Regions from separate parts of the Mus musculus genome. Here region 1 is linked to region 2. The links are chromatin contacts, found by Hi-C or POLR2A ChIA-PET in ENCODE. All regions are on one chromosome and are shown on one strand. The core of a region is the stretch at or near the end of the contact, and the rest is flanking DNA. Distances in the headings are between cores, read along the strand shown. Region 1 has its middle 14 kb from the start of Zbtb18. Region 2 has its middle 42 kb from the start of 2310043L19Rik.

Region 1 (5,014 bases), core at 1,137-3,636, 260 kb after region 2:
CCTACACAAACCAACTTAGAAAGAAATATAAATACAAAAGAGGAAGTTATTTAAGCCACTATTAAGCATAAGTAAATAACTCATTTTCTAAATAATGAGATAATTGACAGATTTTGTCTTTCTTTGGTAGTAAGCCCAAGCAGTATGTGTGTGTGTGTGTGTGTGTGTGTGTGTGTGTGTGTGTGTGTGTAGCTTTAATTGTATACTCCTCTAATAGGGGTCAACGAGAGGGAAAAAAACTAGAAGAAATATTAAAAGCAAGTAGAATATTTTGCCTTTGCATCTGAGACTAAACTGTTACTGTCATACATACAGTGTGCCCCTATACATCTAACTCTTCCTAGGAATTGTCTTTGGTAATTCAATTCCTTTTCTTTTTTCAAATTCATTTTTCAATCAGCTGACTTTGATAGGCTCCCAGTGGCTGCAAGAAAATCTGAGAAGTAGACAGAAAAGGTAATCTAACCCTAATAAGAGGAGAATTTCAGAAAGCAAAGGTCAAAAGGAGGCAAAGCAGATGGAGAGAACCATAAGGTTAGGCAACATTTAGAAGCAGTAGTTTTGCCAGTTTTCAGTCCTTTCATCTTTCACCAATACACATACATATATACAGGTATCCACATAACCAAATACATACACATACATACATATATACATACATACAGGTATACACACACACACACATGCATTTATGCACATCCGTTTTAGGGGATAAAACCCAAATCATGCGCGAGGCAAGTGATTTACCTAAAACTAAGTTATAGTTACAGTCCCCACATTTTTTTCCATGAGAAATACTATCTCTTATCTTTTATTTTTAGAAAATCTCCATTCACTGAACTAAAAACAAGGGACCCGGTATGGGCAAACCTGAGCATTCAAGAAGTAACATCGTGATCATCAGTTTAAGGGCACGGCGGCGCTAGAATTTGGGGCCACCACTGCATTATGAGGTCTACAAACTTTCGAAACAGGAGGATCTTCTGAAACAAGAGGATCTTTCGAGAAAACAGAGGATTTTATTTTCTTTGAACGACACTGGAGCCTGAGGAAGCATCCCATCCAGCAGGGCCTCTCAGCAACGGGAGTAACGTCGCTTTGCTCAGCGTGAACGTCCAGATCCCATTCCCAAAATGGTTTACATGTTTCTGACCTCCTTGCCATGTGCCTCTAAACCTCACCTCCATCCCGAGTCTTTTCCTTCATGGTTTTTTTCTTTCTTTTCTTTTTTCTTTTTTCTTTTTTTTTTAAATTTGAGTTCTCACTGCTAGTATTATTATTTTTAGGGCTGCAATCTCCCATAGCCCTTATTTTCACTCAAAATTACAATACAGGGGACTATGGCCAATGCTATGCAGATGGCCAAATAGATAATAAAGACTCGGTTCATGAATAATACCCACTCAGAAAGAGGACAAAAGCAACAGGAAAAAAGACCCAAATTGGACAAAATGTGCATGCTATATTTAAAAAAAACCACACACGCGATCATTGTCAGAGATCATTAAGGGTGCCCTGTAGTTTTAATTATATGCCAGTGGCACCAATTTGATGTGACTGTTTGCTCCTATAGTCAATAAAAAAAGTCATAACTGCCATCAAATTTAAATTTAATTTATTTTCTACACAGCCCTTTCTGTTTTCCTTGTTTTTTTCTTTTATAACATTAACACTTTTTTTGTTGAAAAATGTGTGAAAGATTAATTTGTAGAATGAGGGAGCCGTGGGTGCACAGCAAAGGACAGATGGAGTGGGTGGGACATGACAGTTTTTGTCTGTGGCATCATTTTGTTGTTGCTATTGCAAGGGAAAGAGAGCTACTGCTACCACGATCCTTTCTTGGGGTTGGGGACACTCTGAGAAGGTATGCTTCTCTCACCTCAAGCTGGCCACTGCCATCTCAGGGCACAGACCCCTACCAAGACAAGTCATGAGCTCTTCCGTTTCCACAACGGAGATTTTCATAGAATTCCACCCTACTTTTGTAAAAAAAAAAAAAGAAAGAAAGAAAGAAAGAAAAAGAAAAGAAAGCAGAATGAGGCAGACTTGTAAGATGAATATGCTGAAATAAAGTCACCATTTATCTCCTCTGAACGCCATACTGTAAAATCAAGTGCGCACAGGTCTGGTGAAGGCTATCATTTAAATGTAAATGTTTGGGGACAGCAGTCAAAATTCTACTCGTGTTGAAGGGAGTCTTTCTTCTTCTTTTTTTAATGTCAAAACTCACAATGTATAATTTTCAACTTGATTTTTTTTGCCTCGAAGCAGCCCTGGTTTATACGACAGTGTTGTGGGGGTTCACTGTTGTAAAGTTTCTTCTTGAAGAAGGCAATTACCAAGGGAAAATCACTGCCATGCGGCACACACAGACATTCTGAGAAAAAAGTAAGACTTGGAGGAGGAAGAGGGGAATTCGGGACAGCATGTGGGAGGGGAGATGGGAGTTCTTTTTATGCACAAAGGGATCCATTAACAAAATCTTTATCTGTTTCCGTCCCCTTGTGAACTGAACCAATGTGCAGTGCCCAGAATATGCGAACGTGATTGCAAATAAACGACTCGTGTGGCGCGGAGGAAATGAGCGAGCGCATACCGAAACAGACTGGTGTTTGATTCCGTGGCAAGATAAAATTTGCATGGAGGAAAATCTCCCCAACACCTTTGCCTCGAAGGTTCCCATCTGTCTTCCTGAGGCAAAGCAAGGCAAAGTGTCCCACCTACGGAAGTCAGCAGTTCCAAATGAAGCGCCCAGTACTGATTCTACACCTCCCAGGCCACTTCAGCTGATGCTCAGTGCTCCTACGGAGAGGGGATTTGAGAGTCAGGTCATTGTATATCCATCCTTATGCTATTTTTCTAACTAGACAGTAGGCTGTCCTGGGGAGGGATGTGCCCTGAGCATTCTGCGGTTGTGCCTGGTTGGCATGATCCCTCTGCTGGGTTATGGGATGATGTGCGGCCACAGGAAAGCAGTCTGTCTCTGGGTCAGACCACCTGCATCTGACATCCGGCTGGCTGCCTTACAGCACCCCAGGGACCAGTACACCCACGTAGTTTCTGTTTCTGTTGAAAATAGTCATGACACTAACAGCATGCACCTTCAGTGGGAATTTAGATCCTATCTGGTAGGGATATAAGAGTCCAGGTTTTGGATGTCCCCACCATCAGATCGCTGGGGACACTCAAGCCTCCAGATATTTAGTAGGATCTGTGTCATTAGGGAATATATGGTGTTAAGAATAGATACAATTTAAAAACTTACTGCAGTGGGATACAAATTATAAGTAACATTGTAGGACGTGGGAGGGGGTGAGTCTAGTGTGTATGCTACCAACCAGTAAATTACAGTCCACAGAAAGAAAACATAAAGGTGTCTATCGTTTTAACTAATTTAAAGAGAGTTGTCTATGATTTGTCTGTTCTCCCATACTTTCTCCATGGTTCCGTTTGGTGGTCGGCATCCCAGAGATGGAAAATCCAGCAAGTTTTTGTTCATATGAACACATTCACAGACATAAATGGGCTCAGAAGAGATTATCTATCCACAGATCAGTATAACAATCTCAACACTGCTGCAGTCATTGAGACAATTGCAGCCTGTTGTTATATGCCTGTATATGCACGTAATTTTCTCTCTGCACAGCGAGGACCGCAATGCAGAGTGGACTCCTTCTTCTTTTCCTGTAGGATTCATGTAAGTGATACCACACATCGGAGGATGCCTAATTCACTGACTACAGAGGAATTATGATGGGCTAAGAATGGGATGGATATGGTAACCATCTGCATCCCATCTTATTTCTTTTATGGTCCTGAGGATGGAATCTCGAGATCCTCGTTCACACTAAACCAAGAGCTCTGCCCCTGAGCTACACCCTCATCCTGCTTATTTATTTTTAATTATAAACAAGAAAATGGCCATATGTATATGTATACAGATGCATATCTAAAATTGCACTTTGGACAAGCCGACTTTCCCGAGCAGGAGTACGTTCTCAGTGATTAACTTGAGTGATTTCTTTTTTTTCCTGGTCATTACTCTCCCAGCAGTTCTCTTTCTTCCTTAGTGATAAAACTCAAGTACATGATGCCTTCAAATAAACTGTTTCCCAGCTTCCTTTGCAGCTAGATACCCATATGGTGAGCTCTGGGCGTGTGAGTGGAAGCATTTTGGTCCTCATTAAAAGACAGTCCACATGCCTGTGGTGTCTTTCATTTTGTTGCTATCTAGTGTCTGAAATGTACGTGTAATGAGTTGAGCTTGGGCTGATATAATGGACCCCAAGGATGGGATGTACACACCTGGGATGGTTTATATTGATTGTAACGAGATGGGATATAGGAGAAAGTTTCTAGGCATGCCTGTGAGGGATTTTCCAGACTAGAGAAACTGAGGCAGAAAGAGCCTCTCACCATGGATAGCAGCATTTCCCTGGCTGAGGTCCTGGACTGGGTGAAAAGAAGAAAGCAAGCTAACTCTAAGGATTTGTTGCTCTCTGCTTCTGCTACAGATGCAGTGCAAGCAGCTGTCTCAAGCTCTCACTGTCCTGCATTCTCTACAGCGACGGGCAGTGCCCTCCCACCCAGAGCCTGAATGGACCCTTCTTTCCTTACCTACCTTCAGGAACGCTGTCCATCTCACTGACCTAGAGCTCACCATTTGGCTAGACTAGCTGGGCAGCAAGCCCCAAAAAGCCTTCTCTGTCACCTCTCAGTGCTCAATTTACAGGCACGTGCCACCATGGCCAGATGGTTGTATGGGTCCTGGAAATCGAGCGTAAGTCCTCACGATTGTGCACAAGTATTGCATCACCCAAACTATCTCCCCAGACCCCAGTCCTGTTACATACGTAGAGTTTGCTTAAAGAGTAGATCTTCAGTGCTCTTCACACACACACACACACACACACACGTTGAGGCACACACACACGCTTACATACACAATACATATTCTCACATACACACATGCATACACATATACACACTCACTTATATACAAAAACATACACAA
Region 2 (4,987 bases), core at 1,349-3,848:
TTTATACAACCATTTTTTGTTTTGTTTCTTTGGAAAAAAAATTGTGCTGACAACTGTCATTTCTCAGACTTTGAAAAGTTCACAGCTAGAGAATGACCAGGACTAAGGCTGATCATACCAAGCACTGGGAGGAGCTAAAGAGCAAGAGTCAGATGTAGGGATAAGAATATAAATAAAAAAGGTGGCACATGCCTTTAATCCTGGCACCGGGAGGCGGAGGAGGAGGCGTAGGCGGAGGTGGAGGCGGGCAGATCTCTGAGTTCCAGCCTGGTCTACACAGTGAATTCCAGGTCATCTAGGGCTACATAGTGAGACCCTGTCCCAGTGCCTATAACAGTGCAAGTGTTTCTGCTAATATTGCCAGACTTTAGAAGTCTTGTTTTATTGTGAACAACCAACCCTTTCCTATCTGCAGGGGATTTTTGCCTTTTCACAAGTTTTTATTTTTAATTTTTATTGTACTGAATTACATAATAACATTTCAAGACAAGCTTATAATGTTCTTTGAACATCTGCCCCTCACATCCTGTCACCCTCCCCTTTGCAGTGTCCCCCCTCCTGTTAGTCCCCTAGACAGTGTGGAGGTCTGGGAAACCCAGCATGAGGGAAGATGGCTGGAAGTCTGTGTCACCTCTCCTCACCATTCACCCAAGGAGCTGAGGTCCCTTTGGCTGGTGTGCTACTCTCTCTGTGTAAAGCTATTGATCTTGCTGTCAGAGGCACCCTAAGTTCACCTCATGTACCAGGGAGACAAGCAGTGAATTCAGCAAGTAGAGGACACAGAAAAGATCATCTGTGAATGGGAAGACACTCTGTGCTCCTGGGAGTGCTTAAATGCTGTCGGTAGGTGGGACACTACCTAGCTGGCCCACTGACCCTAGCAGAACTGAAATTTAGCACAAGAGGAGGTCTATGCAATGCACATTTCTTCATCAACCCCCTAGCTTTGATGAGTTCTTGGCTTCCTCCACACCACACGCTGCACAACAGCAATAGCCAAACCCATCTTGTATTCGATGAGTCACCCTGCATCACCCTTGTGGGACACAGACACCCAGGAGCTTCTGGGGCTGCTGTGTTGGACTCCTGCTTTTTCCAGAAGATGAGGTACAAACAGAGGTGTGACCTAGTGATAGAGAACATGTTTAGCACTTGGTACACTTACAAAACAAAAGGTTTAGGTCTGGAGAGATGGCTCAGCTGTTAGGAACACTGACTGCTCTTCCAGAGCTCCTGAGTTCAATTCCCAGCACCCACATGGTGGCTCACAACCATCTGTAATGGGATCCGATGCACTCTTTTGGTGTGTCTGAAGACAGCTACTGTGTACTCATATAAATAAAAAAAAATGGATACATCTTTAAAAATAAATCAAGACAAAGGTTTGATCTCTAACATCACAATCACACCAAGACCTTCCTCCCAGCACTGTAAACAGAAGGCACAGGTTCTCAAGCCCCACCGCCAGTCAGGCACCACGTGATCTGTGATGATTTAACTCCTCAAGACTCCTACCCCTTCCTCACGGTTCACTTGATGGCCCTAAGTGGAAAGACCAAAGAAAATGGCTGTACTTACATCACAAAAAACACGAGAGAGAATTTGGCAGTGGGTATATTTAGGAAAGCATATGACTGTGTGGATTTGTTCTCTTTATCTATTCTGAGGCCAGGGCTTTATGCTATATTGGGGTTAGGCATCAAAACAGGTTTTGGGTTTTTGAAGAAATTTAACCAAGTATGAGTTTAGACTCTACTTCTAGGAATCCTTAGTGTTCTCATAGTGTATGTAACGTTTAAATGTTATTATTTTGGTTTGGTTTTGGTATTGAAACTGAACACAAGACCTCCTGCATGCCAAGCCTGGCCTCTAGCACTAAGCTACCCTCAATCGTTAACAGTCATTTGATTTGCTTTATCTTATATAAGCCTCAGAAAAGTATAATAATATTTATCATGAACTCTATTTTACAGATGAGAAGCCAATCATTAGAGTGAAGTGATCTGTTCAAGCGAGAGAGAGAGAGAGAGAGAGAGAGAGAGACAAGTAGTTACTTGGTACTTAAATATCGTCCTGTGTGTGGTTTTCCCAAGACATACTACATGACTTCCTGAGATGTCTTAAATAAAACACCACGGGAAATATTTTTGAAGACCCTTTCAAACATTTTCTGTATCCCTTCCCTAATTTTATAAGGGGCTGGTTTGTCTAGACTTGTATATACCCAGTATGGCCACAAGATGTCAGGTTAATCTCGGTCTTTGAGAAACTGGCTTCATTGGGGCACCAGTAGTAAGGTCCTCTTTTGCTGAAGAAGACAAATGAAAGCTATGAATAAATAATAACAATAATAATAATAATAATAATAATAATAATAATAATAATAATAATAAACAACTAAGGAATAAAGGAAAAACAAAACAAAAGCCCTTAGGTGGCTACATAGGTTAAATAGCAACTTTTCTCTCTTTCTGTTTTGAATCAAGCAACTGAAAGTTCAGATAAGCCTGTGTGTCACTTCTGTTTGCTCTTGGAGGCAGGAGGTCAGGACTTGGGCCAGCCCCTTAGCGAACATTATTCATCTGTCCAGCTCTGGAACAAATGTGAAGAAATGAAGTCGCTTCAGTGAGGGGAGACAGTGTTGTTATTGTTGCTGGTGATGGTTCTATTTGCCAGCAAGCATAAAAACATACTTTGGAATCCAAACAGGCTTGTCAGAGGGAACTTTTGTTCCATGTTTGGGCTGGGATGCTTCCAGGGCAAAATCAGGCGGGCATTTGAACCTCAGGAGGCCAGGAGAGAGCTGCACACAGCAGCCACTGATGGAAAAGGCCAGCCATCAGCTGCAGTTTCATCTGGGTGTTATTTGACTGCAGTCTATGCAGCTTGGGCTGCCAACTGGGGTCACTTCTCTGAATGAGTACTAAGGGGAGGAGGGGGGAGCAGGGCTCTGTAGTCCAGGACGGAGGACTCGTCGGCCACAAACGGGGATAAACAAGCTTAGAAGCTTGAGCTTTTGGAAAGCCGCTCCTCACTTTAGGGCTTTGGAGAGAGAAAGTGGTCCTGATTCTGCAGGATTTATCTGCTGTCGGGTCTCAATTACCCCAAGATCTCTGGCAATGCCTATGGGATCCCTTTGCTACGTGGATTAACTGCCCTGGGGACAAAGCCATCTTTGCTGTGTGTGGTGAGAGTTTAGGGTAGAGAAACTCGTGGTAACGCTAGTCTCAAGAAGCCTAAATTGAGAAAGCCTCTGCCTTTCTCCGCTACTGTTACATAATTTGAGCTGACGGTCCCATCCGCAGCTGTCCCGCTGCCTCCTCCCTCTGCAGATGGGAGAAGCTCGCTGGGTGGACAGGCTTACACTAATCTATCTATTTGGAAGGCAAGATGGTGATAAATTACGACCATGGTGAATATCACTAAGACGCGGTAGAGCCAACAGTACTCTGAATTTTCAGTTCTTCCTCACAACCCTGCTGGACTACCTAGGGCATCACTGAATGTTTTATTTCACCTTGAGATCCTGAGATAAGATAGGCTCTTACTCCAGAGCCCAAAATGTCCCGGTCTGAAGTGGCAAGCTCCCCACAGGAGGAGCCCGTGAATTTCAATAAATGGAGGAGCCTCTTATTTTGTAAATAAAGTAACAGCTCAAGGAAATGAAGTGATTGCGCCAATTATACACCTAATTGGTGGCAGATTAGGGACCGGAGCACAGCCCATTACTTCTGCTTCCTATCCCACTTCTGCTGTCTTGAATTTGAAAATACCTTTCACTTTATTTTAACTTAATTAGTTAATGGACTATTGCTTGGCTGGGACTGGAACTCAGGTAGGCAGATGCTCTACCACGAAGCTGCATCCCTAGTTGGTCTTATTTACTTAAAAACATGCCTTAAGTTAGCCTTCAGTTTTGTTTTTATAGTCAGGCCAGAGGCCGCCACCCAGAGCTGTCTCTGCTTCTAACCTCCAGGTTCCTTCTCATCTCAACCACAACTACCAGGCCTTGTAAACCTTACTGACTCTCAAGCTGAAAGGATAATTTTCAGCATTTAACCTCAATTCGGGCCTTTAGGATGGAATGGGTTTCACAGCATGGCCTGGGGATGTTTTCTAGAAAGAGCCAGATAGTCAATATTTGGGGTTTTGAAAGCCATACCTTACATAACAATTTGAGATGAAAATGTCTTTGTCATAACTACTCAGATTTGAGTTCCCAGCATGAAAACAGCCAAAATACACAAGGCTCCTGTCTATGATCGCAGCACTTGAAAGGGTGAAGTCTGGGAGGACCGTGACTCCAAGATCAGCCAGGGCTACACAGTGAGTTCAAGACCAGTGTGAACTATATGACACCTGGAGTCAACAAAACAACAAATAACCGAAAAAAAAAATAGCCATATAGTATACTAGGTAAATGAGCACGGCTTCTTGAGAATCAATTTAGTCTCTGGGACAAAATCTTCTACTTTTACAATAACGAAACCCAATTTTGAGTTTCTATTCTTCAGCATATTATGGTCTAAGCTCTGTCTTTGTGTTTTGTTTGACCTGAGTGTATGAGATGGTGTCTCAGCTTGGGCTACTGTAAGGCAGGACTGGGTGCCTCAAACACCAGACATTTTTCACAGTTCCAGAGGGTGGGAAGTCCAAGGTCAAGGCACTGGGCGATCCAGTGCCTGGTGAAGATCTTGCCTGGGTTTTTAAAGGTGGCTGGTTAATAATTATGGACCCACATGGTGTGCGTGTGCATGTGTGTGTGTGTGTGTGCACGTGCGTGTGTGTTTAATCTTCCCTCTCCCCATCCTCATTTGTTTTTGAAGACAGTATCTGCTTGTGTAGCTCAGGCTAGCCTTAAACTCCCTTTATAGCTCAGACTGCCTTGGAACTTACTGTGTAGCTCAGTCTAACTTGAAACACACAATACTTACACCTCGGCTTCTCAAATTCCTGCTAGAATCACAGGCATGAGCTGCCATGGATT

The links. A loop is a pair of places that touch in the nucleus more often than their neighbours do. ChIA-PET counts read pairs that join two places held with the same protein, here RNA polymerase II (POLR2A).
Region 1: a map of v-Abl transformed pro-B cells shows a loop between it and region 2 (3-fold over the local background). The contact joins two enhancer-like sites. A Hi-C loop is called at or near these places in 4 of 37 maps with a recorded cell type or tissue (Patski, T-helper 2 cell, mouse trophoblast stem cell and 1 more). POLR2A ChIA-PET finds 5 or more read pairs at or near these places in 1 of 5 experiments (embryonic stem cell).

Annotation. Positions count from the first base shown.
Region 1 is chr1:177,426,019-177,431,032 of GRCm38, reverse strand. No RefSeq gene overlaps it. Among named protein-coding and RNA genes, the nearest start is that of Zbtb18, 14 kb to the left of the region's middle. Within about 2 kb of position 2,386, at least 1 of the 3 ENCODE cell types and tissues checked has a DNase peak (open chromatin) inside an H3K27ac peak, as active enhancers do.
Region 2 is chr1:177,682,367-177,687,353 of GRCm38, reverse strand. No RefSeq gene overlaps it. Among named protein-coding and RNA genes, the nearest start is that of 2310043L19Rik, 42 kb to the right of the region's middle. Within about 2 kb of position 2,598, at least 2 of the 3 ENCODE cell types and tissues checked have a DNase peak (open chromatin) inside an H3K27ac peak, as active enhancers do.